Regions from separate parts of the Homo sapiens genome. Here region 2 is linked to region 1. Evidence: chromatin loops called from intact Hi-C (ENCODE). Cell type or tissue: Calu3. All regions are shown on one strand. Each heading gives the region's core, and the rest is flanking DNA. Links, peaks and the distances in the headings are about the cores only. Region 1 overlaps IGFBP2 (insulin like growth factor binding protein 2). Region 2 holds the start of LINC01280 (long intergenic non-protein coding RNA 1280).

Region 1 (8,000 bases), core at 1-8,000:
AGGTTAAAAAGTCTTACTATATAATATTAATACATTTGCATTTATTAAACAAGTTATAAAATATGGTTTTTTGATTTTTTTTTTTTGTTTTTTTGAGACAGAGTATCGCTCTGTCACCCAGGCTGGAGTACAGTGGCACGATCTTGGCTCACTGCAACCTCCGCCTCCTGGGTTTGAGCAATTCTCCTGCCTCAGCTTCTCGAGTAGCTGGAACTACAGGCATGTGTCACCACGCCTGGTTAATATTTGTATTTTTAGTACAGACAGGATTTCACCATGTTGGCCAGGCTGGTCTTGAACTCCTTGCCACAGGAGGCCCACCTCGGTCTCCCAAAGTGCTGGGATTATAGGCATGAGCCACCACGCCTGACTGTATTAGTCCATTTTCACACTGCTATAAAAAACTGCCTGAGACTGGGTAATTTATAAAGGAAAGAGCTTTAATTGACTCACAGTTCAGCATGGCGGGGAGGCCTCAGGAAACTCACAATCGTGGTAGAAGCCAAAGGTCCGGGAAGCAAGGCACCTTCTTCACAAGGTGGCAGGAAGAAGTGCCAGGTGAAGCGGGGAAGAGCTCCTTATAAAACCATCAGATCTCAGGAGAACTCACTCGCTATCACGAGAACAACATGGGGGACCCACCCCCATGATTCAGTTACCTCCACCTGATCTCTCCATCAACACCTGGGGATTATGGGGATTACAATTCAAGATGACATTTGGGTGGCGACACAAAGCCTAACTATATCACCTTGTCTCTGCTAAAAATAAAAAAATAGCCAGGCATGGTGATGCACACCTGTGGTCCCAGCTACCTGGGAGGCTGAGGTGGGAAATTACTTGAGCCCAGGGGTTAGAGGCTGCAGTGAGCCATGATCATGCCACTGCACTCCAGCCTGGGTGACAGAGTGAGCCCCTGTCTCAAAAACGAAAAATAATAATTTTTAAATTTTAAAAATATATGTTTTTATAGAAGGGCCCACAGAGGCAGTGTCCAGGGCCCACAGATGTCATATGCAACCCTGGCTCCAGGTCCCAGGAGGCTGGGGTCAACTTGGCAGTGTTCCTCCAGGAGGACAAAGTTGATTTCCTGCCCTGAGATGTCCCAAACTCTCTGAGGTGAAGGTCAAGTTTGTCCACCCTCACAGAGGCCACCTGGATTCAAGGGTATGTTTCATTCCATTTCTTTATTGATCTCAGCAGTGCCAACGAACATGCCAATAAGATGAAGAAATCCACAGGCCTGGTTTGCTGATGCAAGGTCTTTTAAAGATGGTTTAACAAGACCATGCATCAGCATCTGTTTCTTTCTCAGGAAGAGGCTTCTGGACTCAAATCCCGTAGCCAGATCTGAACTCCACATCTTGAAGTAGAAGCCCAGGGAAGGGAAATGAAAGAGTTGACCAGGCAGAGATCAGAAAGCATTGTAGGCTGAGAAAAGCCTGCATTCCTTGTTACTGTTCCCAGCCAAAGAGATTCAAACCCCAAAATCTAACTGCCTGAGTTGGAATTCAAGCTTTTACTACTGAGCTGTGCAGCACCAGACAACTTTCTTAAGCTCTCTGTGCTTCCATTGTTCATCTGTAAAAGGACAAACAGTATGCACCTCCTATGGGCAACTGGGAGGATCCAAAGAGATGCTGCCTGCATCTACAGAGAGGGCCTGGCACACAGTAGGCACACATGGGGTTAGCTCTTAGCCACTTCCATTTCCTGCCTACCAGGAAGTACCCACATAGCGCCCCTCCTCCCCTCAGTCAGACAAGGGCATTATCACATGTTACCAAGTTCTTCCCATATATCCTCTTATAGGCTGCAAGAACAATCCACAGGAAAACATTCCAGATGTCGAACTCCAGCTAGAGATGGAATTTGCCCTCAGAACAAAAATACCAAGTTGTATTTTTTTTCTGCCTAAGAGAGTTAAGTTCAGAATAATATTTATTAAGCAACCACTTATGTATGCAACTCCATGGGCTATGGTGCAAAGGTCACTATAAGAAATGGTTCTTAGCAACCCCAAATGACATCAATGGAAAAGGCTCATGGGCTTAGAAATGGTTGATAGAAACCTCCAAGGCCCCTGAAGAGACTTTCCCTGTAGATTAGTAAGCATTAGCTCTTCTTCCCTACATAGCACCTAGGGAAATGGGTCAACACAGAAGCAAGGGATTTCACATATAGAAGGTCAAGCTTTTCCAAAGAGAAGTCAGGGAGATGACAGACAACCCCAGAGCCATTAGTCGGGGGCTTGAAGGGCAGGGGAGAACTCCCACCCCTGCCTTGGGTAGACTGCCACACCTTTCTACCTAAGACCCCTAGAGGAGAGCTGGAGATGAGGAAGGCAGATGGGATGAAAAGAAATGGATCGTTGTCCCATTTTACAGATGGCAAACCTGAGCCCAGATGGACTACCATTTGAATTCACAGGAGCAAACAACCTCTCTGCCATTCTTCACAATTATCATGGGGTCCCTACATTGTCTTTTGGCCCACCCTTACTAATTTAGCCAAGGAGAGCAGCTGGAAGCTGACAGCCCAAGAGAAAGAGCCTTTATTGTTCACTTCTATGCATTCATACCCAGGTTTTCAGACCTAATTTTGGCACAGCTCATTTTTCCAATGTAATCCTGTTTGTTGCATCAATGATCTTACTCAACAAATCAAACTCTTGTGTTTGATAGAAACGGACTCCCACAAAATCTCATTTTCTCCTAGCACAATGTTCTGACCTCAGTGCTCTATTTGGAAATTGGTGATTCCTGATCTAAGAGAGACCTTAAAAAGCTTTCTTAGGAAACTAAGCCCCAAGAATCTAAAAGCACCTCCCTGGTCCTTCCTCCTCAGAGTGTGTGGCCCCGGTCCTTATCCAGACCTGGTGAGGAAATAAGACCTTTTCCCTACCTAGAACAATCACATCTTCCTAACAGCTCATGTGTCTCTCTTCTTTCTTCTTTTCTTTATTCTGAAGAAAGACTTACCATTTTCCAGCCTTCTCCTCCTATCTCATGATTATCTTAAAATCTAAGAGCAGGGTTGGGAAAGAGGAGTACCACAGAGATGATCTAAGCCAACCCTGAACTTATCATTCCTCCAATGAACTCACCTCTTGCAACAGGTAATAGCATTCCAAGCCTTTCAAGAGTTAATTCTGAGTAATGGGCCAGGGGAATGAAGGCTGGCCGCAGCTTCCTGGTTCCACCCTAGCTGGGCAGAAAACTCACATGGCTCCGTCTTTGTTAATTTCTCCCAAAAGGCACTTAGCCTTGACATATGTTGGGCAACAGAATAAATACTAACCACCATCCTCCTCCCCCTGCTCTCTAGACGACTCCATTAATATCCATAGCAGTGGACGATTCATTAACAAACTGGAATGAGCAATGAACCCAGCAGTCAAGAACCCTGAATGCCAGCTTTGCCCTTTGAGATTCACTCACGAGTCAGAACCTTTAACCTCTCTGAGCTCTAATTTCTCAAGTCTGAAAAATGATATTAACAATTCTGCTAAGGGGCGGGGCGCGGTGGCTCACGCCTGTAATCCCAGCATTTTGGGAGGCCGAGGCGGGCAGATCACCTGAGGTCAGGAGTTCGAGACCAGTCTGACCAACATGGAGTAACACCGTCTCTACTAAAAATACATAAAAATTAGCCAGGCATGGTGGCGCATGCCTGTAATCTCAGCTACTCAGGAGGCTGAGGCAGGAGAATCACTTGAACCCGGGAAGCGGAGGTTGCAGTGAGCCAAGATCGCGCCATTGCGCTCCAGCCTGGGCAACAAGAGCAAAGCTCAGTCTCAAAAAAAAAAAAAAAAAAAATTCTGCTAAAATGATGGCTGCTGTTAAACAAGACATGGTATTTTTACCCCTGACAGCCCAAGAAACTCTCACTGTGGCCAAAACCAAGCTTTAGAAAAAAATGTGTGGTGGCCAGGCATGGTGGCTCATGCCTGTAATCCCAGCACTTTGGGAGGCTGAGGTGGGCGGGTCATTTGAGGCCAGGAGTTCAAGACCAGCCTGGCCAACATAGCAAAAACCTGTCTCTACCAAAAATACAAAAATTAGCTGGGCATGGTGGCACATGCCTGAGGTCCCAGCTACTTGAGAGGCTGAGGCACAAGAATCGCTTGAACCCAGCAGGCGGAGTTCACTTCTTGCAGTGAGCCAAGATTACACCACTACACTCCAGCCTGGGCGACAAAGCAAGACCTTGTTTCAAAGAAAAAGGAATGTGTGAACAATCAATTTCTTGAATGGGTAAATAAAAGTTATATCTGCCATGTGAGGGGAAGGCTAGGTAATGTCTGATTTGTAGAATGGCCAAATGCATGGAAAAAATGAGTCATGAGAGTTCTGCAATATGATCTATTGCATATTTCTTCTAAAGCTTGGTTTTGATTGTACAAATTTTATACATTGCTAAATATCAAAGCTCTCTGCCATTTAATAGAAGTCCTTAAGCAAGAATGAATTTGCCTAAATTACTTTAACTTTGTTTACAGAATTTAGCGGGAGGGACAAAGGGAAGGAGGTCAGGCAGTAGCTCATAATCACCACGCATGCTCAGTTGAGACAGGGCTCATAAACACGCCAGCACATACAAGAAACAGCTTTTGTTGGAGAGAATTTGAAGCCAGTCCTCTTTGGATGGCTGATGGTGGTCACCAAACTCCATCTAGCATGTGGCCACTATGTTCAATAGCACAGCCCACCAACAGGCTGGGATTAGTAATTCAGGCCATGCTGGTGGGAGGGAGGGAGGCAGAAGTTAGGAAAGAGGAAGGTAAAATGGGGGTTCTATTTGTTACTTCTTTAGCTAAAGTTTAACCTGAGGTCCTGAGACTTTGTGGGTGAGTGACACTGTTTATGTGTCTTCCCCTGACTTTTTTTTTCAAAAGGTCAGAGGGGGCAGTGGCCTCTCACACTGGAATTCTGAATAGTGTGCACAGATGTCTGTCGCGGTATAGGCTGGCACTCAGGACACATTCCAGCTTAGTTAATGACATCACCCCAACTGGTCCATCTATCTCCTGAGGACACCCAGCTTCATTCATTGTAAACTCCCTTCCTATTCCTTCTCACCCCCTGAGCCCTTCCTTCCTGCAAGGGAGCCAGCCATGCAACACCTGATATCCTTCCATCCTTCAGCAACAGACCAGTCACTTCTGAGCATGGTTTTCCAACAGGTGGTCCCTCCTCTCCCAGTTTCCTTTGTGGTAGTAAATAACTGCAAACAGCCTTCTCAGATGTTTCAGATCCACAAGTCCCCTAGGTTATAAGATCACACGACTGCAAGAACTGGCCTTTCTCTTCTGAGAATCATCTCCCTCCACCTGCAGCTACCACAGGCCAATCACCCAGCTGAGTGCGGAAGAGCTCAGTGACCTCTGTTGAGTGGCAAGCCCAACAGGCACAGGCTACTGCCCTTCCACGGTGACAAAACACCTACAGGAGATGATGCACCACCAAGGGAGGGCAGAGAGCCCCCACCTGGCCGATGAATCCCCTCCACGTCAAACCACTCTGCAAACTCTTTTTGGATTTCCTTTGGAGCACCAGCTTTTGGGTTCGAAGCCTTGGCCAAGCAGTCCCAGTGTGGGAGGAAGGACTGAGGTTCGATCCTGACTTCACCACCACCCCTGGGATTCTGAGTGACGCTAAGCAGGGTGTTCAACTTGCGCAGGTGTCAGTGTACTCATCTGTAAATTCAGGGAATTAGACCCAGTCAGAAGTTCCCAAACATAGCTCTTCATCAGAAATCATCTGATGAGCTTGCTAAAAATAAGAGCCCTGGACCCCAGCCCCAGAAAGTCAGAGGCAAGGACTAAGGAATCTGTATGTTGAATGATACCTCTCCTCTCAAGCTCTGGCATTGCCAGGCCCCCATGCCTTTGTGATTCTCTCTGTTCTGTCTGTTTCCTGAAGAACTTCCTGGTGAGGCGAGAACAATGCCTCTTCTTTTCAAGAGAGGTGGTCTCGGGTATAAGCTTTGCAGAGACACAGCCTTGTAAGCTCATCCACTCATGGGTTTGTAAACAGACACATATGCTTGCTTGGATACATGCAGAGGGGCCTCTCCTGGCCTGGCGTCATGGAGGTTTCTAGAGTATGCCCTCATGCTGCCATCTCATCTCGGGCTCCCCCCGAGTGAACAGAAACAGCACAGCCTCTCCAGAGCCTCCCTGCCTGTGCACTCTCCAAAGGGCTCCTTTATAAACATCAGGGTCATTCCTGGAATTGCAAAGACCTGGGGAGGGTCAGGGCTGAGGCAGACAGTTTGAGAAAACAAAAACATGCTCAAATTCAGCCAAGGTCCTCTGGGGCCCCGTGAGCCAAGCTGTCCTTGAAGAGCCAGAGAAACTGATATCAAGATGGCAAACAGCACTATCAGCTTTCACTCCTTTCCACGGGTCCCAAACATTTCTCCTTGGGTTCAACTAAAGCCATCCAGGAACCTGGCAAGGTGACCTAGTTGCTGAGGCCCAAGTGAGTAGACTGTGCTTTGATTCAAACTTGAACCAGGGACTATGGGAATGGGAAGAATGTGCCTGACCCAGCAATTCTTCTCTCTACATGTGCACAGGGACACATGTACAAAAATGGTCATTACAGCATTACTTGTAGTTGTAAAAACACTATTAGCAACCAGATCCAAAAGTGTTTCAACAGGTGAATGGATAAATAAAACCAGTAGGGTAATACAAAGGAACAATATATAGCAGTTAAAAAGAATATTTCTGACCTATGGATGTCAACATTAGATCTCAGACACCTAATGTTAAGAGGGAAAATAAAACCTTTATGTGCATTTTCAATTTATTTTCACAAAACAATTTGGACAATATTGGTCATCTATCATATATATGCATATAGATGCAATATATGCAAACATAGGCATATTAGTCATCTATCACATATATGCAAGTCTGCTTAGCTAAGAAAGATAAACACTAAGTAAGTACTGCGTGCTAGTGGACAAAATATCAACCGCCCACGGTTCTGGGTGGTAGACTTGTGTTATTACATTGTTCTTTGTACTTTTCTGCATTTTTTAAATATTCTTTTAAAAAAGTCACCTCTCAGGGCTGGGCGCGGTGGCTCATGCCTGTAATCCCAGCACTTTGGGAGGCCAAGACAGGTGGATCACGAGGTCAGGAGTTCGAGACCAGCCTGGCCAATATGGTGAAACCCCGTCTCTAGTAAAAATACAAAAATTAGCCAGGCATGGTGGTGCATGCCTGTAATCCCAGCTACTCAGGAGGCTGAGGCAGAAGAATCGCTTGAACCCGGGAGGCGAAGGTTGCAGTGAGCCAAGATCGCGCCACTGACTCCAGCCTGGGTGACAGAGTGAGAGGCTCTGTCTCAAAAATAAAAACAAAAACAAAAAAGTCACCTCTCACACCAACCACCCCTCATCTTCCTCATCAAGCAGAGCTATCAGTAACCTCAAGTGTCCCTGAAGCCCTACTGGAAGAGGACCAAACGATAGTGACATGGCGGACTTCACCACCACTCTCACTGGCCAGGGCAATGATGTTACCAGGGTCACTTGTCCACCAGTCAGAACCTAGCCCTGGGCTCCTGGCCTGTTCTCTATGCCATGAAGAACTCGGAAATGAGTCAGAAAGAAGACCCAAAGGTAGTAGAAGAGGGTCACAGAATTAAGAAGGGGAAGATGAAGTAATCAAGATGACTCAGGCCTGAGAACTGAAAGCCAAGGGACAAATCCATCCTGGTGCTGCCAGAGGGTGCTGAGTGGTGGAGGTGTCCAAGGGCCAGGAAAACCCAAGGGAAGGGAAGGAGCCGTTCTGTCTCCCCAAGGACCAGAGAGAAAACAGCCTTAAACTAAAACAGGAGAGATCCAAGTTAGAAGCCATCCAAGAATTTCATAAGAAAGAACAAAACAAATCTGATAAATTGCAGATGGGAAGAAATTGCACAGACTCCCTCTGGTATAACTTAGGAGAAACCTTTTGAGAAGGAAGAAGGATGAACAATATG
Region 2 (17,079 bases), core at 4,786-12,785, 48 kb after region 1:
CCGTCTCTACTAATAATACAAAAATTAGCCAGGTGTGGTGGTGCATGCCTGTAATCCCAGCTACTTGGGAGGCTGAGGCAGAAGAATCACTTGAACCTGGGAGGCAGAGGTTGCAGTGAGCCAAGATTGCGCCATTGCACTCAAACCCGGATGACAAGAATGAAACTCCATCTCCAAAAAAAAAAAAGAAAAGAAAGAAAAATAGAAGCCACTTCAGTGTGAAATGCTGGAGAAGGAATGGGACAAAATGAGTTTCTAGCCAAGCCTATCCCTAGGAAAACAGTGAGCAGAAGCCCTCCAGCTTCACAAAGCTTGGAGTTGCACAGCTAAGAGCTCTGTTCAATTTCACCTACTCATCTCTTTTTTAGAAGGGTATAGTACCGGACCAGGAAAGTTACTTTCTAATTGGAGACGTGATTTATTTATTCATCAGCATTGATTAAGCTCCTACTGTGGGCTGAGTTTTGAGGATGTAAAAGTGAGCTAGATTGATGCAGTTCTTGTTTTCAAAAATCTGACACCCCAACAAAGCAGGCAGGCCATGCAGGATTAGAGGGCATGGGCAGTGCTAAGGATGCCCAGGGCAGTGTGGCAGGGCACCTACTCAGCATGGGACGTGGTAGAGACTCAGGAACTGAGTTTAGAGGAAGACATTGCACAGGCTGGGAAGGGCTTTCCAGGCCATCAGAATGGCACAGCCAAGGGCATGGAGGCAACAGAGCTCGGGGTGCTGTGGCAACCACTAGTAGTTTGTGTTCCTGGAAAACTCCAGGGTAAAACTGGGAATGGCAGGCAATGGAGCTGGAGCAGTAGGGAGGGGGTGAGTCACAGAGAAATCTTAAGTCCTACTGAGAATCTCAAACTCTCTCATGTTGAAACAATAGAGCAGCATCGGAGGTTTTCAGCAAAAGAGTAAGATGGACAAAATTGCATTTCAGGGAGATCACCATGCTGGCAGAAAGGATCTAAAGGAAACCAAGGAGGGTCAGAGAAGCCAGTTAGAAAGCGGTGGCCATGTCCATGGAAGAGTGACAAGAACACGATCTCGAGTTGTAGAGGAGACATCATCAGAAAAGAGATGTTCAGGAAAGGTTTAGAAGCCGGCCCTTGGAAGAACTAGAGTATGGTGCAAACAATAACAACACTTTCCATTTATTTAACTTCTTTCACCTCCCAGACATTCTGGAGAACTTTTCTCTGTTATTGTAAATATTAATATTCATCCAAGTAGGTAGGGGATGCAGGATGAGTAAAGGCCTGGAATCTCAGGACCCTCTATGTAGAGTCTAAATGTCAGAAATGATGGGCAGGAGTGAAGGCTAGACCCGGTTTACTGGAATTGCTCCGGCAATGGAGGGGTCCTCGTATACCACACAATCATGTCTATTATGTCCTATAACGGAGGAGCCATCATGGCCATGAAGGGGAAGAACCGTGTGGCCATCGCTGCAGACAGGCACTTCGGGATCCAGGCCCAGATGGTGACCACGGACTTCCAGGAGATCTTTCCCATGGGTGGTTGGTTGTACATCGGTCTGGCCGGGCTTGCCACTGACGTCCAGAGAGTTGCCCAGTGCCTCAAGTTCCAGCTGAACCTATATGAGTTGAAGGAAGGTCAGCAGATCAAACCTTATACCTTCACGAGCATGGTGGCCAACTTCTTGTATGAGAAACATTTTGGCCCCTACTACACTGATCCAGTCATTGCTGGTTTGGACCTGAAGACCTTTAAGCCCTTCAGTTGCTCTCTAGACCTCATCGGCTTCCCCATGGTGACTGATGACTTTGTGGTCAATGGCAGCTATGCCGAACAAATGTACGGAATGTGTGAGTCCCTCTGGGAACCCAACATGGATCCAGAACACCCGTTTGAAACCATCTCCCCAGCCATGCTGAATGCTGTGGACTGGGGTGCAGGGTCAGGCATGGGAGTCATCATCCACATCACCAAGAAGGACAAAATCACCACCAGGACACTGAAGGCCCAAATGGACTAACCCTGTTCCCAGAGCACACTTTTTTTTTTTTTTGAAATAAAATTGCCTTTCTTTCAAAAAAAAAAAAAAAAGAAAGAAAGAAAAGAAAAGAAAAATGTTGGGCAGATGCTAATGCCAGCTGAGCTGAGATTGGGGCAGAGGAATGGAGTAGGGGCTGAAGTAGAGGATGGAAATGAAAAAAAGCATATCCCAACAGCCAGTTAAGAGAAGAATTGTGTTAGGGACTTTTTTTCTTTTTTTTTTTTTGAGATGGAGTTTCACTATTGTCACCCAGGCTGGAGTGCGATGGCACGATCTCAGCTTACTGCAATCTCTGCCTCCTGGGGTCAAGCGATATTCCTGCCTCAGCCTCCTGAGTAGCTGGGATTACAGGCGCCCGCCACCACACCCAGCTAATTTTTGTATTTTTAGTAGAGATGGTGTTTCACCATGTTGGCCAGCTGGTCTTGAACTCCTGACCTCAGGTGATCCACCTGCCTCGGCTTCCCAAAGTGTTGGGATTACAGGCGTGAGCCACTGCGCCTGGCTCTAGGGACTTCTTAAGAGTCCAAAATTTAGACAAGGGTTTGCAAACTCAGATGTCTATATGTACCAGAAAGGGAACATTAATCAGTTAGATAAGCAGAGAGCTGTGAGGATTCGTACATAGATGCTTCTTGACCATCAGGAATGGTGGGGACTGTGCCAAGGGGAGAGCTCTTGTGCCTCTGAAGGGGTCAGCTGCCACTCAGCTCCAGCTGATTGTGGCCTGGCAGGAATGAAGGTCCAAGGTAGCTAAAGGGGCTCATTTCAAAGCAAAATTAGTTCTCAGACTTTTCCATGAATTCTCTCAATTTGAAAGTCTTGGCAAGTAATTCGAAATTCAAAAAAGAAAAGAAAAACGTAGTACAAAGCACACCCAGCATGCTGATAAGCTAGATGTGAATATAGGATTGGTACTGAGTCCTCTGGCATAGACCTTTTTTTAACAGTAGAGGTATACGAAGGAAAGGGAGACACAGGCAGGGCACACCAGTGCAACCAGAACCACAGCTGCCTACCGGCTGACAAAGTGTGGTGTTGTCTGCTGTCCACCACGTGACAGGGTCTGCAACAACATCCCCTCCTAGAGTGAGGGAGATGTGTTAAGGTGTGAATAGTGGTTATCAGACATCAGAGAACATCTTCAGCTTTCCAGAAGCATATCAGGAAGGAGCATGTCCTACACTTTAAAGGATGCTGTAGCCCAGGTGTGGTGGCTCATGCCTGTAATACTAGCACTTTGGGAGGCCGAGGCAGGCAGATGACCCAAGGTCAGGAGTTTGAAACCAGCCTGGCCAACATGGCAAAACCCCATCTCTACTAAAAATACAAAAATTAGCAGGGTGAGGTGGCACATGCCTATAATCCCAGCTACTCGGGAGGCTGAGGCAGGAGAATCGTTTGAACCCGGGAGGTGGAGGTTGCAGTGAGCCGAGATTGCGCCACTGTGCTCCAGCCTGGGTGACAGAGCAAGATTCCATCTCAAAAAAATCAATAAATAAACATATTTTTTTTTTTAAAAAAGGATGCTATGAATAAGCCAAAAGCTTGCTGCAATTGTCAGAGGCATTCGAACAAGAGTGACTCCATCTTGAGTGGGGGCTGGGTAAAATAATGCTGAGACCTACTGAGAGGTCTCAAGAGGTTAGGCATTCTTAGTCACAGGATGAGATAGGAGGTTGACAGGACTGGTATCACAAGATACAGGTTATAAAGACCCCACTGATAAAACAGGATGCTGTAAAGAAGCCAGCCAAAACCCACTGAATCCAAGATGGCAAGGAAAGTGACCTATGGTTGTCCTCACTGCTCATTATATGTGGAAGTTACTCTATTTGGTCTAAAAAGGGGAGGAATCCTCAGTTTCAGGAATTGCCCACCTTTCCCAGAAAACTCATAAACAATCCACCCCTTGTTTAGCATATGATCAAGAAATAATCATAAAAATAGCCAACCAGCAGCCCTTGCGGCTACTCTGCCTATGGAGTAGCCATTCTTTTGTTTCTTACTTCTCTAATAAACTTGCTTTCATTTTACTCTATGGACTCACCCTGAATTCTTTCTTGCATGAGATCCAAGAACCCTCTGTTGAGGTCTGGATTGGGACTCCTTTACAGTAACACAATGACGCCCCACTGTCCCACATTTCTTTCTAATGGTCTGCCTTCTGCTGCCCTTGTGGAGTCCCGATTTTAGTGCCTATTTTGTGATTCTGGTTTTGTGGCCTTTCCCTCTCATGGCTTAACACCTTCTCTTCAGACCCCCATAACTGCCCTTGGCTTCCCTCATCAGCTCCAAGGGGGCCTCAGGGTGGACCCAGTGCTCGGGTCCAATGCAGAGATCCCAGGTTTCATCTTGTAGGTCCCGTGAGTCAAGACAGAGGATGGGATGGAAATGTCACCATGGAAAGAAGCGAACTTTAAGATCAGTAATTATTATAACAGCCATCAAAGAGTGGGAATAGAAGCTACGTCCTCAGAGATTCCCAGAAAGAGAGTCAGTGGACAATGATCTTGGTGGTTTGGTCAACTCAAGTCAAGAAGCGTCTACAAATAATCACACACCCTCCCCACTGTGTGCCTGGTGCCCCACGGTGCTTATGTCATGTACTTGTAGAATTCTTGCAACAGTCCCATGAGGTAGGAGTCAAGATTGTCCCCATATTACAGAGGAGAAACTCAGATCCATAGAGGTTAAGTCACTTGCCTCCAGACATTTATCCTCTTTCCAAAACTGGACCCAACTCCTGAGTGTGGCTCCGAAAGAGTGCTTTTCAAATCACCTCTGGCAAAGCACCCGTTTTTGCACCTTAGTTCATCACAGACTGACACTTAATACAATCATAAAGTGAATGACTAGCAAAACGATTAGGCGTTGGAAGGTGCAGAGATGTCAAATAGTTCCCGAAGTTTCTGAGTGTTCTCCGTCTCTATCGCTATCACGTTGTGGTGCAGCAACACACACTGCCCCAGCAGCACAGGCCACACGCACCTGGCGTAGCGCTGTGCCAATCCATCTCACTACACACTCAGGCTCTCAGGATGTAAAGTACTTTTGGGAACCACTTGTCTATATTCCAGCAGCTGAACTGTTCACCTCCATGGGTTCATGACTCTCCTGCCGCGTTTCTGGTTTTCGTGATTTTGGGAGAGGCACCCCGTATTGTACAGGAATGAGATTAATTCGCCCCTCAAGTCCCTTTCAAAACCAAAATGCTAGGATTCCATCTCCTTTTACAGCACCCCAGTTCAGCAGGACGTCTGCAGGGCCAGCTGATTTTGTTCTTGCATTCATTAATAAAAGTAGTGAATGCAACAAGAGCCACCCTTTTCTTTTCTTTGTCTTGTCTGAAAGAGGGCAGGGAGGGAGCAGGAGAGCCCGCAGACGCAGGGGACGTGTCAGACGTGCGACAGGAAGGGCTCAGCGAGGCGAGAGCGAAGCTGTGAGGAAGGAAGGCAGGTGGGCGGAAGGCGGGTAAGGGGGGCCAGGAGGGGGCCGGGTGGCCCCGCAGACAGACACATGGAACCAATCACCCCAGGCAGGGGGTGGGGGTGCACCTGAGAATTACAGAGACACCTGGCCTGCTTTCTGGAGTTGGGGAGGATTGAGAGCTGATGAGGAAGGGGGTTGATGATGGAGCAGGCTGGGCGGGAGGGAAGCACATGGGAGCTCACTCCGGGACCTTATTGTGATATCTGGACTCTTGGTGATTGGAGGGTGGGTACTTCTCATTGTTTGTACAGTCAAGGTCCAGCCAGGGAAGCAGGAGGGAGGGAGTTCGCTAAGTCTTATTCAGAGACTTTAATGAAGGTAATTGGTTACAGAGGTGCTAGAAAAACCTCCTTGGACTGGAGGGGTGACAACAAGAGGTGCTTTTTCAGAGCCCAGGAGCAACGGTCACCCTATTACAATACAATACAATTCCCTACTACAATTGTATTAACAATAACAGTTATTGTATTTAACACTAGTTAAATCTGAATTTCAAATAAATAACAAATAATTGCTAGTATTTTAAGTCAGTATAGAGTGCATTAAATGCCACAGAATTGTATACTTTAAAAAGGTTAAAATGGTAAGATTTATGTTATGTGTACTTTATCATAATCAAAAATGTAATATAAAAATGTATCCAGTTGGACCAGGCACGGTGACTCACGCCTGTAATCCCAGCACTTTGGGAGGCAGAGGCGGGTGGATCTCCTGAGGTTAGGAGTTCGAGACTAGCCTGGCCAACATTGTGAAACCCTGTCTCTACTAAAAATACAAAAAATTAGCCAGGTGTGATGGCACACGCCTGTTGTCCCAGCTACTAGGGAGGCTGAGACAGGAGAATCGCTTGAATCTGGGAAGCAGAGGTTGCAGTGAGCCGAGATCGCTCTACTGCACTCCAGCCTGGGCGACAGAGTGAGACTCCATCTCCAAAAAAAAAGTATCCAGTTTATCTGCAATTCACATTTAACTGGTGGCCTGTATTTTATTTTAAAAATTTAGTACTGTACATCTAGCAGGTACTAGAATGATGGTGGGGGCTGCCCCCAAGGGAGCTGCGGCCACACAGGAGTCAACTGCTGCCCAAGAAGGCAGGAAGTAGAGGGACTGGAGAAGGAGGAATGGCCGGCTTCTCCCCTCCTTCTGGTGGCCCTCCAGTGATTTACCAGTTCCTCCAATCAGCCACAGCTACCTGGAAGCCAGAGGGCAAAGGCACCTCAGAAATGCAGGTGCAAGGAAAGGACTGAAGAGCAAGCATGCAGTCATTTTAGATGACCCAGGAAGGCTTGACCTGCCTGGCTCAATAGCCACAGTTGTATTTTCTCTGCAGGCTGAAATGAAGCTGCAGGTTCAGTGGTGTTATCCCTGAGGTTCTTGTTCTCCCTACCCTGATCCATGGATAAGTAGTTACTGCTTGCTGCCAAGGATGAAGGACATGAACTCATGTGTGGAGCAACTTCTATGTACAAAGCTGCCCACTAGGAATCCAGGAGAAGTGCTTCAGTTGGGAAGTTCAGGATATGGTTCCCCAATGCCCATTCATTTATTCATTTATTCAGCATCTGCTTATGAGATAGGCATGGTCCACGGCAATTGAGTAGATGGTAGTATAGAAGGCAGACACATTCCACATTCTTAACGTACTTATGGATCTAGTCTGTTGGGAAGATTTCAAATGCAATGAGAATTAACTAAAATATAAGATGAAATGGTAAATGTAAGAAGAGTCTAGCAGAGCAGTGATGAGGGTGCACATGACCAAAAGAAAATGGACAGTATAAGTGATGCTCACAGAAGGTAGCTAGTGTCCGGCATGGTGCCAGGTGCTGAGGAACAGCAGGGCAGAACTGGGCATTTGCTCACCTCTCTTTCCAGGAGATCATGATGTTGCCCAAAAGAATCTCCAGATGGCAACTACAAATATCTCTTTACCATCTTGGCTTCTCATAATCCTGCAGGGAGGCCCTTGAAGGGAAGAGAACAGATTTGGTTGCCTAGAGCTCTTGGGTTCATGCCAGGTTCAGCCTCTAGCTCTGGGGGTCCTGGGGCCTCAGTTTCCCATCTGTGAAGTGAGGGGTGGCCTTGATGATCTCTGCCCCCACTCTGTGATTCCTCAGGTTCTGTGATGTCAGTACTTCTGTGTTCCAGATCTGCTTCCCTCTTACTGCTGACAGCTATCCAAGTGGCAGGAGCTACCATCAGTCATTTGTCACTCTGGAGCACCAAGCTCAAAGCTCCAAATGAATGACTGGATGAATGTATACAGGTCACCTTGTGCAGTGACAAAGATTCTTTGCTTGGACAAACTTCAGTTAGGCTTCTGAATCTCCTCTGAGATTCTTTCTTGTAAAATCCAGTTTTAGCAAAGAGCCCTGCTAAATCAGTCTAGCAAGAAGCTCCCTGATCCTTGAGATCTGGACACTGTTTCTAGCTGATCAGGTTCCTCATCCTCTACCATCCCCCAGGTGCTGTCTGATCACCCTGGCCTGTCTTCAGCAAGAATCCTGTTAGCTCTGTTTGGCCAGAATCCCCCTTACCTCTAATGTTTACTCTCAGTAATTTTCCATCCACTGACCCCCACCCTGCTCCTTGGCTACAAATCCCCACTTGCCCAGGTGAGCCCAGTCTCTCTCCCCTGCTGTGAGACCTCATTGCAGTGGTCCCTAAATGTATAGGGATAGTCCTGAGTAAAGTCTTCCTTACTCTGGTTTAGCAAATGTCATTGAATAATGTCTTTAACAGCAGGAATGTCTGAATATTGGACTGTGGCTGTTGCGTCAGGCTGGAAGGGTTGAATCCTGGTTCTGCCACTTACCATCTTGAGCAAAGTTATTTGAACTCTCGGGCGTGTCTGTTCCTTCATTTGTAAAATGGGAATAATAATAGTACCTAATAGATTTATAAGACTGAATAAAATCATGCATGTAAAACTGCTGAGAACTATGTCTATTTGCTATCATTATTTATAAATATCATTATTTATTAATCACCCTTCATAGATTTAGGAGCCAGTAATAAATTCACTCTCACTGCCTATATTTATCGTTTTTTCAATCTGTGGTTTATGAATCACTAGTGGATTATGAAATCACTTTAATAGGTATAATAGTATCCTTGTTTAATGACTACTTATTATAATTATATACAAAAGATAAGCATATGGAAAAAAGAATATAATAGAAATATTAGTGTATCGCATGTAGTAAGCATAAGTATCCTCATGTGAAATTTGATTTTTCAGGATGTATGGTGTATGTGTGGACACGTGTGCACACACATAGTGTAGTTTGCTGGGTTGTGATGTAAAATGTGTTTCTTACCGGGTGTCATAGTCCAAGAAATTTGAAACCACTGCTTTAGGTTAAATCACCATCCCCATAATTCTGCCCTTCATGCTTTTCAACACTCCAGTTCCCCTCTGACCTTCAAGCAAACACCACTTCCCCCTCCTCCACCTCCTCCTCCCCTCCCCTTCCTCTCCTCCCCTTCCTCACACTGTATTCACCCCTTCCTTCATCCTCCCTGCCTCTGAGAATCAAAACTGCCCAGCCTTTCTCTCCCTGGAAGCCCAGCTCCTCCTCCCCCACCCTCCCAGTGTAGGGTGCCAGAAAGGTGCTCTGGGTGCCAGACAAGCTGGGAGCCCGGGAGCTGCCACAGATGCTGGTGGTGCTGGGGCTGGCAGGAAAAGAGCCGGCGACCAAGGGATGCGGTTTGGCATTTTATCATCAGAGCATGCTCCAGGTTATGTACAAAGCAAAGTCAGAGGCCTGGGGTCAATTGTGAGGGAAAGACGTTTCTGAGGGGAGAGAGGGATTAAGCTGGAGGGAGGATGAAGAGGAGAGAAAGAACTGAAAGACTACCTGGAGAGAAGTCCCTGAAACAGGAGGCAAGGAATGTTCTTCAGGAGCCAGCTGGGGAAGAGAAGCAGCCTGGGTGCAGGTGAAGGAAAGACTGGGGAAGGCTGGAAGTGATGTCTGGGGCAAGCAGGGGCTCAGCCCAGCAACACCACTGGCTCAGTCTGCGGAAGATGTTTTCCTGGAGGGCTGTTTTGCCCTGCAAGGCCCTCCTCCTCCTCGCTGAGGGAACTCTCTGGAACCTCGCAAAGTCAGGAACGGTTTGCTCAGGATTAAGCCAACCTAGCTATGGCCACCATCACTGTAGCCAGGGGACCCCTTGGCTTCGTACTTTGCAGCTTCTGCCCTAGCAGTGTCTGGGGGATGCTTGCTTTGCAGGAGAAAGCCCAGTGTCTGAGCGGGGCCTTGCAGACAGCCAGGACCCTCTGTACAGAGCACCCCCTCTGCCCTTCTGTCAGGTTGCGAGCTGGGAAAATGAACAGACCTCTCCACCAGCTCACTGGCCCTCTCCTCACACCCAAACTCCATGACAAAAGGGAAATTTTCTGCATCCTCCAGAGTCTTATCCTTGAAAGTATCTCAGTGTCTTCACACTGGAGTCCTGGGCAGGGTTGGCAGGACTGGGTCCCTGAGAGGCTCTAATGCCTCTGCCCATCTTGGCCTCAGTTCCCTCGAGAGAGCAGATCTGGGCGTCACTTGGCTCTGAGTTCTGTCTGGAATTGGCCATGACGGGCAACAAAGCCACCTCCCTAGTGGGGATTTTGCTTCCTCATCTGTGCAATGAAGGGTTTCTATGGAATGGCATTGACCTTGATGATAAACAGTTCCGTAACAGGTGTTGCAGGGGCCAGACAGGTAAAGGGAACAAATAAACCTTGCTAGGTATAACAACAGGCCGTAGTAGGGATACGGCAAACTGGAGAATCCTTGCTGTGTCTCAAGGGGCAGCTACTACTCCATTCCAGCCAAAGAAGCTGAAAATCTGTGATTTTATGTGAAATCTCCAAAATTGTAAATGTGGACAGGTAATTTCAAAATGTCCAACCATCATGCAGGACAAGCAAAAATGTCTGTGAGTCTGACTCAACCTGTAGGTACCAGTTTTCTACCTTATCCAAGTGGTTCTCAAACGTGAGTGTGCATCAGAACCAGCCAAAAGGGCTTGTTGAAACAGATTGCTGGTGGCCGGGCGCCATGTCTCATGCCTGTAATCTCAGCACTTTGGGAGGCCGAGGCAGATGGATCACTTGAGGTCAGGAGTTCGTGACTAGCTTGGCCAACATGGTGGAACCCTGTCTCTACTAAAAATACAAAATTAGCCAGACGTGGTAGCATGTGCCTGTTATCCCAGCTACTTGAGAGGCTGAGACAGGAGAATCGCTTGAACCCTGGAGGCAGAGGTTGCAGTGAGCCAAGATCACACCATTGCACTCCAGCCTGGGTGACAGAGTGAAACTCTGTCTAAAAACAAAAAAACAAACAGACAAACAAACAAACAAAACCAGATTGCTGGGCCCACCCAGAGTTTCTGCTTGATGGAGTTTCAGCTTCTGATGGAGCTGACCTAGGAAACATACTTTCAGAACCACTGCCTTGTACTATAGGAATACCAACACCACCGCCATGTTATTCCTTACATGCTGCCAAAGCCACTTCTCATGAGGCATTATTGAGATTCTAGGCCCCTATTTTGAAAGAGTGATGATGATGATGACAATAAATGAATGAAGTAGGCACTATAAATAGCACCTTATTTTAGATGAAAATAGCTATTACGTGGTGAATCTGAAGCCAGGTAGACAGACCCCAGAAACCACCTCCCCTGTGCAAGCCTTCTTCTTACACCCTATATCTGTCTTAGTCCATTTGTGCTACTTCAACAAAATATCTGAGGATGGGCAACTTTTACGGAATAGGAATCTATTTCTTGCAGTTTTGGAAGCTGGGAAGTCCAAGATCAAGGTGCTGGCAGATTCAGTGCCTGGTGAGGGCCAAGTTTGTGCTTCCAAGATGGTACCTTGTTGCTGCATCCTCCAAGGGGACAAACGTGATGTCCTCACATGGTGAAAGGGACAAACTTACCCCCTCAAGCCCTTTTACAAGGTACATATGGCAGAGCCCTCATGGCCTAACCATCTCCAAAAGTCCTCACCTCTTAATATTGTTGCACTGGGGATGAAGTTTTAACATGAGTGTTGGAGGGGACACGAACATTGACATGAACATCCTAAGCATAGCACTGTCACATATTCAGATCCTTCAGGTCACACTTTTTTTTTTTTTTGAGATGGAGTTTTTTTGCTCTATTGCCCAGGCTGGAGTGCAATAGCGTGATCTTGGCTCACTGCAACCTCTGCCTTCTTGGTTCAAGAAATTCTCCTGCCTCTACCTCCTGAGTACCTGGGATGGGATTACAGGTACCCACCACCATGCCAGGCTAATTTTTGTATTTTTGGTAGAGATGAGGGCTCACCATGTTGGCCAGGCTGGTCTCAAACTCTTGACCTCAGGTGATCCACCCACCTTGGCCTCCCAAAGTACTAGGATTACAGGCATGAGCCACCTCACCCAGCTGGGTCACGCTTTTTAATGGGTGTATCTTCATAAGTCAAAGCAAATTGTGTGTTAACCAATTATTCATTCATTCAATGAATGTTGAGCTTATGATATAACTGCAGATCCTGCTACAAAAAGGAACATAGCAAGCAAGGCAAATGGGTGGGGAGTGATGGTGGAGGAGGGCTAGGCCATGCTAAGACAGAGTAGTGTGGGGAGAAAAAGTAATAGCTTTTCCTTACCTGCTCCAAGGTTCATGGCTGACTCCCCTATAACAAAGAACGATTAACAAGGGAAAAACTGTACCGATTTAATATGTTTATGTGATACAGGAGTCTTCAGAAGTGAAGACCCAAAGAGAGAAAAAACTGTGTATTTTTATGTTTAGGTTTGATGAAGAATGGACAGTTATGTAAATTATGATTGGACAAAGGTAGTGTGGTCTAATGGTGAGAAAGTGGGGGAAACTTAGCAAGGCCTGTTTGTTTAGATTCTTCTTGGCATCTCTCTGTCTTCATTCCTTTTCTCTGGGTATAGGGCAGGATACCTATCACATGAGGGTCTTATGACCTACTTTCAGGGGTGGTAAGTCAGGGAACTATTTAAAGGCCAGCTCTCACACAGAAAGATGGCAGAGGCTGCGCACGGTGGCTCATTCCTGTAATCCCAGCACTTTGTGAAGCCAAGGCGGGCAGATCATGAGGTCAGAAGTTCGAGACCATCCTGGCCAACATGGTGAAATCCCATCTCTACTAAAAATACAAAAATTAGTCAGGCGTGGTCGTGGGCACCTCTAGTCCCAGCTACTTGGAAGGCTGAGGCAGGATAATCGCCTGGACCTGGGAGGCGGAGGTTGCAGTGAGCCGAGATCGCGCCACTGCGCTCCAACTTGGGTGACAGAGTGAAACTCCATCTCCAAAAAAAAAAAAAGGGAGTGGGAGAAGGTCAGAGAGTGAATTCCAAGGTGCTACATTTGTAGCATGGGGGTGAAGGTGTACAAGGTGTAGCATTTGTAGCTACCCCGTATTTCCCACAAGGGTAGCATGTCCTGCACTCCATCAGTAGCCAAGGAAGGCCTCCCCAAGGAGGTGACATTTGAGCAGAGACCAGTGAAATGAGAAAGTAAGTAAATGAGGGAGAGCAGCAAGTGCAAAGGCTGTGGGGTGAAAACAAATGTGGCATGTTCTAGGACCTGCAAGTAGACCCTCGTGACAGGGAAAGTGAACAGAGAAGAGAGTGCTAGCAGATGAGGTTGGATGACTGGGCAGGTATCTTGAAGGTCATGCCAAGGAGTCTGCATTTTATGCTAGGTGGGATGGGAAGCCATGGGAGAGCTTTGAGCAGGGGAGCGACAGGCTCTGATTAGGTTTGGACTAGGCTCCTTCTGGTTGCAGGGTAGAGACCAGAATCGAGGAAGATCGGAGTGGAAGAAAATGGAGCTGGTGTCTCAGTGAAGACATGCCCAGAGATGCCCAAAGATGCCCAATGGATGAGCTGCTGCAACCTGTCTCAGCCATGGGGGATGGGAGAGGAAAGTGGAGAAAGGACAAAAAAAAAAAAAAACGAGTAGAGAGAAAAGAAGTGAATATGTAATGCAAAAATTAAAATTACCTGATAAGTCAGGACATGGGAAGTTCTGCCTCCCTAATGGGGACCCAGGAAGATGTAGGAAGAGAAGTAAAGCCACTTTCTAAGGACATGGAGAAATTCAGAACACCAAGCCGCCCAGGTTTCCTGGCTCCCAGTCTTGGCACACAGTGCTCCACCTTGCTGGGTAATTCAGGTATGAATCTGCAGAAAGATGGTTTTAGCTCACAGGGCGCTCTTCTATTAAGCTTATCTAAAATGCTTAAATTTAAAAATTTTCCCATTAGGAGGCATGGAAATATTTGAAAACTAAATTGTGGTGATGGTTGCACAAATGTATCAATTTATTATACGAAAAGTCAGCCAGGCACAAGGGCTCATGTCTGTAATCCTAGCACTTTGTTTTTTGTTCGTTTGTTTGTTTGTTTGTTTGTTTGAAATGGAGTCTCACTCTGCTGCCCAGGCTAGAGTGCAGTGGCATAATCTCAGCTCACTGCAACCTCCACCTCCTGGGGCAAGCCATTCTCCTTCCTCAGCCTCCTGAGTAGCTGGGACTGCAGGCACGTGCCACCACCCCCAGCTAATTTTTGTATTTTTAGTAGAGACAGGGTTTTGTCATGTTGGCCAGGCTGGTCTCAAACTCCTGACTTCATGATCCGCCCGCCTTGGCCTCCCAAAGCTCTGGAATTGCAGGCGCGAGCCCTGGCGCCCAGCCAATCCCAGCACTTTGGGGTCACTTGAGGCCAGGAGTTTGAGACCAGCCTTGGCAACATAGTGAGATGCTGTCTACAAAAAAAAAAATTAAAAATTAGCCAGGCGTGGAGGTATGAGCCTATAGTCCCAGCTACTCAGGAGGCTGAGTGGAAGGATCACTGGAGTCCAGGAGTTTGATGCTGCAGTGAGCTATGATTGCATCACTGCACTCCAGCCTGGGTGACAGAGTGAGACGCTGTCTCAAAAATAAATAAATAAATAATCAAAGTCATCAAACTGAATACTCCCTAAGGGTGAATGTAATGGTATGTAAGTCCACCTCCATAAAGTTATTCTAAAAAGAAAAAGCATTTGCTTATAAGGGAATCGTTCTTTGAACCTCGAGCCTGTAAGAGTTTGCCTATCATTAAAGAGAAGTAGAAAGAAAGAAACTAAGGTGTTAACAACGGAATCATTGGCAATTTCAACATTTTCTTCTTTGCTTATCTATATTTTCTCATTTTTCTACCATGGACATATATTATTTGCCTAATGAAAAGGAGGCATCAAATCTTATAAATCATTGGCACTGTGATGCTACAGATTACTTTCTGCCTTTTCATGGACTATTTCATTCCTGTTTTTCCACTGTGAATATTTAATTTAGCTCAAAAATTCCACAACTATTTATGGAATGCTTATTTTGTGCCAAGCACTGTCCTAGGCACGGCAGGAAATGGAAAAATTAATAAGACATGATCAGATCTCTTCTGTCCTGTTGGAGAGACAGATATCCACACAAAGAATTGTACTGCCAGATGGTGTGGATTACAGGCGCAGAGACGGAAGTAGAAGGTGCAAGGGGAGTTCAGTTAATTAATTAGTCAGCAAAACTGCTTTTTAAAGGAATCCCTGTTACTATTGCAAACACTTGTGCAGAATTAATCCCTCTGGCCTTACAAGCTTGCCAGATCTCTGGTGGCCTGAGCTATGTGGGTAGGTGGGACTTTTTTGGTAAAGAGCTAATGGTTACTGGGCATTCACTATGTGATGGGCATTGTGGTTTACATTCATTTAACCTTCACAACTGCCCGAGGCTAATTTAGTGCTTAATCGTAAGGAGGGGAGTACAGAATACTGGTTAGAAGACCAGTCTCTGCAGCCAAGCCACCTGGATTCCAATGCAGTTCTACTGCTCACTAGTTATATAACCTCCAACAAGTTTCTTAACCTCTCTGTGCCCCAATTTCTTTATCCATAAAATGGGGATAATAATAGTACACACCTTGTAGGATTTGTGGCCAGAACTGAACACATCATTACACACTCACAGTCCCTGACAAACAGAAAGCTCTCTAGGATGTTACTATCTTATATTTACATTCCACCAAATACATATTCATGCTACTTTGCATTTCCTTTTTCATGTACTGCTTCCATTATTTTTCCTAAAAAGCCAATTATGACAATGATTCAGCACACATTTTTGATCGCCCACTATGTACCTGATACTGTTTGCCTGCTGGGAAAGCAAAGATAAATAGCCATGACTCCACCCTGAGGGTGCTCGTAGGTTAGTGCAGGAGAGAAGCACAAACACAAATAACACGACAGAGCTGGTAATTAGGAACAGTGGTTGCCTAAGTTGCCCTAAAGTCCCAGAAAACGTTTCTCTCTCTCTGTCTGTCTCTCGTTGTTAAAATGTGTTTCCCATTATCCTGTTTATAGTATTTGCTCGCAAAGGAAACCGGAAACTAACATTCTCTGGAAGTCTGCCATGCGCCTGACATAGTGTGATCATCCATAAGAGCAGAAGTTTCCCCATGTGCCAGGCACCCTGCTGAGCACTGGCTACACATTATCTCCTTTATTCCTATAAATGAAGTACAGTTATTATTATCCTCATTTTACGTATAAGGAAACTGAGGTCTTTCTCTCAGAAGTCAAATAATTCCCCCTAGGTTATACCACCAAGAAATTACAAAGCCAAGGTTCAAACCCAAGCCCGTCTTCTCAACAAAATGCCATACCTCCTCCCAATGTAAAATTCTATATGCCATCTAATTTAATTCTCACAATAACTCTTTGAGATAGATGGTATTATGCCCACTTTTATGCCTGAGGAAACTGGGATTTGAAAAATTAAATTATTACCCCAAGGTCAAAGAGTTAGTAAGTGACAGGCCCAGCTGCCTCCAAAGCTGTAGTCTTTGCCTAGATAATGCAAAGACTCCTGTTGCCTCCTGCACAGGGTGAAGTTGAATTTTCACCCAGGCCTGGGAAAAAGCCCCCTGGATTGGGATAGAGGAGAGGAGAATTCCAGTCTTGACTCTGCCACTTATTAGCACATGGCCTTGGACAAATTTCTTTCCCTTTCGGGGTGTTGGGGTATATCTATCAAAAGATAATTTGGGGCTAGACACGGTGGCTTACACCTGTAATTCCAGCATTTTGAGAGGTCGAGGTGGGTGAATCACTTGAGGCCAGGAGTTCGAGACCAGCCTGGCCAACATGGTGAAACCTTATCTCTACTAAAAACATAAAAAAATTAGCTGGGCATGGAGGTGGGCGCCTTTAATCCCAGCTACTCAGGAGGTTGAGGCACGAGAATTGCTTGAACCTGGGAGGCAGAGGCTGCAGTGAGCCGAGATCGCATCACTGCATTCCAGCCTGGGCAACAGAATGAGACTCGGCCTCAAAAAATAAAAATAAAAATAAAGTCTTTAATAAGATAATTTGGGTGTCACCCTTCCCAAAAGTCTCCAAAGAGATGTCATAAACAATAGGCTGAGACCAGGCTCTGCTGGAGTAAACCTAGGGGGGAGCCTGGTGTGATGCCCATGGAGGGAAAAGGGAGGAGGCTCCAAAGATAACACCCT

Evidence for each region. Peaks named below come from ENCODE experiments on the same cell type or tissue, not always from the same donor. Only the 100,000 strongest peaks of a DNase experiment are listed, where the experiment ranks them.
Region 2: it touches region 1 in a loop (2.7-fold over the local background); 7 of 110 quality-filtered maps call a loop at or near these places.

What each region holds. Positions count from the first base shown.
Region 1 is chr2:216,647,989-216,655,988 of GRCh38, reverse strand. The region is part of intron 1 of IGFBP2 (insulin like growth factor binding protein 2); the gene reads right to left. Among named protein-coding and RNA genes, the nearest start is that of IGFBP2, 19 kb to the right of the region's middle. In Calu3, for the core only: no CTCF peak of the experiment used is centred there; DNase peaks (open chromatin) are centred at 3,228 and 4,168.
Region 2 is chr2:216,595,260-216,612,338 of GRCh38, reverse strand. LINC01280 (long intergenic non-protein coding RNA 1280) reads left to right here and starts at 5,401. Exons shown (of 4, transcript NR_110392.1): 1 at 5,401-5,477; 2 at 13,315-13,703. It also overlaps the pseudogene PSMB3P2. RefSeq lists an enhancer at 8,665-9,386. In Calu3, for the core only: no CTCF peak of the experiment used is centred there; a DNase peak (open chromatin) is centred at 9,118.